Linked DNA regions of Homo sapiens: region 2 is linked to region 1. The links are chromatin loops, found by intact Hi-C in ENCODE. Cell type or tissue: endothelial cell of umbilical vein. All regions are shown on one strand.

What was found. A loop is a pair of places that touch in the nucleus more often than their neighbours do. Peaks named below come from ENCODE experiments on the same cell type or tissue, not always from the same donor. Only the 100,000 strongest peaks of a DNase experiment are listed, where the experiment ranks them.
Region 2: a loop joins it to region 1, with 2.2 times the contacts of the local background. A loop is called at or near these places in 2 of 110 quality-filtered maps.

Annotation. Positions count from the first base shown.
Region 1 is chr5:176,659,764-176,662,263 of GRCh38, reverse strand. It overlaps LOC124901144 (a long non-coding RNA gene), which reads right to left and starts at 2,041. Exons shown (of 2, transcript XR_007059072.1): 1 at 284-2,041. RefSeq lists enhancers at 785-1,508, 1,318-1,577. In endothelial cell of umbilical vein, a CTCF peak has its summit at 1,287 (motif pointing left); a DNase peak (open chromatin) is centred at 1,273.
Region 2 is chr5:176,883,522-176,886,021 of GRCh38, reverse strand. It overlaps HK3 (hexokinase 3), which reads left to right. Exons shown (of 19, transcript NM_002115.3): 14 at 1,888-1,983; 15 at 2,153-2,252. Among named protein-coding and RNA genes, the nearest start is that of HK3, 15 kb to the left of the region's middle. In endothelial cell of umbilical vein, no CTCF peak of the experiment used is centred here; no DNase peak of the experiment used is centred here.

The DNA of each region.
Region 1 (2,500 bases):
CCTCCCAGGCTCAAGCGATTCTCCTGCCTCAGCCTCCAGAATAGCTGCGGTTACAGCCGCCCATCACCACGCCTGGCTAATTTTTTTTTTTTTTGTATTTTTAGTAGAGATAGGGTTTCACCATATCTCTACGGTGAGACCATGGTCTCGAACTCCTGACCTCAGGTGATCCACCTGCCTCAGCCTCCCAAAGTGTGGGATTACAGGCATGAGCCACTGTGCCCAGCCAATTTTCTAAGTAGAATGGGTTCCTATTTTACTTGTGCTGTCAAAAATGTGTTACCGTTAAAATGAAAGGTCTTTGCTCCATCTGGCATTCACAGCAAGGCCCGCTCCGACTGCCCCATTTAGTGCCAGGCCTGCCCCCTGCCTCACCCCTGCTTGGTCCGCTGTGTCCCCACTGGCAGCAGGGCAGGCTCACGCGATGATGTTCACTGTGTACCGTCTCCTTCCTTCCTTCCTGGACCCAGGTCTGCAAACTCCAGCCGCGGGGTGGATCCCACCCGCTAGTTGTGTTTATAGAGCTCAAGAGCCAAAAATGGTTTTCTGTTGTTTAATAGCTGAAAATCAAAAGGAGGATGATATTCACGACCCATGAAAATCACACGAGGTTCGCCGTCAGCGTCCACAAGTACGATGTGATGGGGACACCCCGCACGAGACTGCTTAGCCCCACCCGGAGCTGCTTTCCACCATGAAGGCAGAGTCAAGGGGAGCACGGCCCAACAGCCTAGCGGATTTAAGTAGGTTGGTGCAAAAGTAGTTGCGGTTTTTGCCATTATATTTGACCTTTGGCAGACAAAGCCGACTGCTTCCTGGCCTGGGCTGTGAGTTCCACGAGGTGGGGCCTTTGTTTTGTCCCTCACGTAAGTGCCCGCGGCAGTGCCTGGCAGCGACGGGGTGCTCCGCTGCCCTGGCTGAATGAGTGAATGGAGGTGTAGGTTGTGGAGCACATTGCGTCATCCTCCTAGAGAGAGTGACGCTCACCCCTTTCTCCAGCTCTATCGGGCGGACACCACCACCCACCCAGCCCAGCAAGTGGGCTCGGGCCCTGTAAGCACTGAGAGAGGCACCCGTGGGCAGGCAGCATCATTTGCTCCACTCCCCAGAGAAGACAGGGCAGAGGGTGGTAAGGCCTGGATTTGGCACCAGCGGGGTGGGCCCAGGGTCTCTGGAACGATGGCATGGGCTTGCTTGGCCCTAGGGGTCGCCCCAATGACTCTACACAGAGCTCCTTCCGCGAGCTGAGCCGGCTGAGCTGCGTGGGCGGCACTTTGGCGCCCTCTGGTGGTAACTGGGAGTGGCTACCACCAAGGCATCTGTGGCCTTAGCCTCCCCAGAAGGAGCTCCTGCCCGTCCTCTCCAGCCCATATGACCACCTCACCCAGAGATAAAGGAGCTCGCCAGCCTGGGTGTTCTCTGTCCCTCCAGCTCTCTCTGTAGGGTATCTTGGTGTCACAGGATGTCCTCCCACCAAGCTGATCAGGGAGCTGCTGGCAGCCTCTCCTGTGGTTAGACAGGGGACTCCCAGGCTGCCAGACAGTGTGCACCTGTCTCTACCAGTATGCACCTGTCCCTACCTAACAGATGAGTGTGCATCTCATCCTAACAGACGGTGGGAGGTGACCTTGGTCCCAAGGCCCAGGGACCCTCCTAGAGGGATGGACAGTCTTACAAGCTCCCTTGTGTTTTTGCATATCTGAAGAAGCTGCATCATCTGTGGGTAAGAGCCCCTTGGTGCAAAGAACTGCTCTAAGTTCTACTGGGGGACAGGAAATTTGTCTGTAGCCAGCCCAAGACCCCACTTAGCAGTGATCATCACGTCCTTGTCACCACGTATACATTGCACATTAGCAACTCTTCCTTGTCTGCCTCCAACAAGATACTGGGCTCTGGGAAGGCAGGGGCAGGTCTGAGCTGCCTCAGTAACCCCAGCCTCTAGCTAGGGCCTACCTAAGTGAATGGCAGTGGATAGCTGAGTGAGTCGATGGAGGATGAAGATGGATGGATGGATGGAGGGATGGGTGGGTGGATGAGTGAATGGATGGAGGAAGGGTGGATGGGTGAATGGATGGAGGAAGGGTGGATGGGTGAATGGATGGAGGAAGGGTGGATGGGTGAATGGATGGAGGAAGGGTGGGTGGGTGACTGGATGAATGGATGGGTGGGTGGGTGGATGAATGGATGGATGAAGAGTGGGTGGATGGATAGATAAGTGAATGTGTGGATGCATGGGTAGGTGGGAGGGTGGGTGAGTGGATGGATGAGTGAATAGATGGATAGATGAGTGAACATGTGAATGAATGGGCGAGTAGGTGGATAAGTGGATGGATGGATGGATGGATGGATGGACATGTAAATGAATGGGCAGGTGGGTGGTGGGTGGTGGGTGGGTGAGTGGATGATTGATGGATGGATGAGTGAACGTGTGGATGGATGGGTGTGTGGGTGAGCGGATGGACGGGTAGATGGTGAATGTGGGTGGATGGATGGAAGAATG
Region 2 (2,500 bases), 220 kb before region 1:
CAGGTGATCCGCTCACCTCAGCCTCTCAAAGTTCTGGGATTACAGGCGTGAGCCACCGCACTCCACCTGATATGCAACTCTGTACTCTGCTTTCTTTTACACGGTGGTCCTTTGGATGGTGCAGTGGGCCAGTCTTGCTGCTTGGCTGCTCTGCTCCAGGCTAAGCCTGCTCAGTCCTTTTGATTATTCCTTGTAAGATGTGAGAAGCAGGTGAGACTCCATGTGCAAATCGGGGGGCGGGGTGGGGGCAAGAAATATAGTCTTATTAATTTTCTGTAACTGAACTTAATTTCTGTGCTGAAGGCTGGGCGCGGTGGCTCACGCTTGTAATCCCAGCACTTTGAGAGTCTGAGACGGGTGAATCATGAGATCAGGATTTCAAGACCAGCCTGGCCAAGATGCTGAAACCCCATCTCTACTAAAAATACAAAAATTAGCCGGGCGTGGCAGTGTGTGCCTGTAATTCCAGCTACTCGGGAGGCTGAGGCAGGAGAATCACTTGAACCCGGGAGGCAGAGGTTGCAGTGAGCTGAGATTGTGCCATTGCACTCCAGCCTGGGCAACAGAGCAAGACTCCATCTTAAAAAAAAAATGTTGGGCCCACATTATTTTCAGGGGTGAAAACTTAACCAGTGTGGGGATTGCCTTCCCCAGGAGCCCCTTTGGCTCTGCAGCAGCCTTTGCTGTGCAGAATTTGCAGGGATGTGGGAACTCAGGGAGGTGCCCCGGGCCCTGCTCTTTGGGCACTTGCCTCTGCCACTTCCTCTCTTGAGTCTCGACACCTTCCTGTGCATTATCTGGGGAAGGAGGGCAGAGGCCTCCTCTGTTCTCAGATTTCTCAGATCCCTTCTGAACAGGGGTTCAGCCCAGTGGGGAGGGCATAGGACACCTGTCTCAGGAAGTCATCAGCAACCTGGGTCTGACTTCCCCCTTTGCCTCCCCTTCCCCACTCTAGGGAGAGCAGCCCACACAGGGCTCTTACTCATCATCTGGTCTCTCTCAAACGGGTTCTTTCTCTCACTCTATCACATTCTCTGCTTTCTGTTTTTGAGACAATGAGCCTAGGACAATAAAAAACGGGATAAAAGGACATATTATTGGAGGAAAACGTTGCTTACTATTTCTAAAATCTTCTGCCCCAAAGATTTCCTGACCTACCCTCCATGCTCCTCCTCTGAGCAAAGCAGTAATTTTCTCCCAACAGCTGTAGACTAATTCCTGCTCCCCCTGCCCCCTCCCTCAGAGGACGCACACTAAGAAAACAGCATTCCTTTCCAGGTAAAGTTGAGCCCCGTGTCACTAAGTTTAAGTCCCTTTTCTCACAATCTGGGCACTCAGCCTTCATCCTGCCCAGGGGCCTGGGTTCTGGCTTTTCCATTCCTCCTGCCCCTGCATTTGGAACACATGAGTGACTCGCCCATTGACACGGCTCTATCCCTGAAGCTGAGAATTCCTTCCTCTAGAGTAACTTGGAGTTCTTTCTGAAAGGGTGGGATCTGCTGTCATCTGGGCCTCTGAGCCTTCTCTGTCCTCCCCTGTCTCACACACAGCACTCACTTTACCAGCTCTGTTAATTCCTAACCCAATTACAAAGGGCCATTCCTTCCGGGCACACGTCTTAAAATGGCCAGACCCTCTGACTGTCTGGAACTAATAATGGAAAATGTAGGTTAGATGGTTATTAATAGGTTTTTGCACACCGAAAGCCTCCTGGGGAGTAGGGAGCGGGCAGAGGGCAAGGCCTTCAACCATACAGCAAAGTAGGCAAGGAATTGTGCTTGGGGAGGGTGGAAAGCCTAGGCTTGTGATGGATGCAGGTTTTGCAGAGGCAGAGTGAGCCTGAAGGGGCCTCCAGCTTCCTGCCACTTCCTCTCGGTCTCACCCCAGGGCATCCTCCTGAACTGGACCAAGGGTTTCAAGGCATCAGACTGCGAGGGCCAAGATGTCGTGAGTCTGTTGCGGGAAGCCATCACTCGCAGACAGGTAGGAGCCTGTTCTAGGGGTGCTTTGGGGCTGTGGCAGGCCTTGAGGGGAGCAAAGAGTCTCCTACTTTCTGAGGGGGGAGCCCTCTGCGGTAGAGACCTCTGGGTCCAGTGCTGGTTGCTGTGACGACCGCGTTGCCCAGCAACTAGCAGCATCCTTTTGTGTGCAGGCAGTGGAGCTGAATGTGGTTGCCATTGTCAATGACACGGTGGGGACCATGATGTCCTGTGGCTATGAGGACCCCCGTTGCGAGATAGGCCTCATTGTCGGTGAGGAGGGCCCTGCCCTTTCATGCCCCTACTGCTTGGCAATTTGCTGCCTTCTGTTGATTCCTCTGGTTGGATGTTTCCTTGGCGGTGGGGATGTGGGATTGCTCTGGTCTGACCCAGTAGGGCTCTGGAACAATCTCTTGGGCTGGCAGTTTGGAGCTTGGGTGTATAGTCCAGCTCAGTGACTGACTCATGGTCATTTAAGCTCTCTGAACTTCACTTTGCCCATCTGATAAATGAATCTGAGC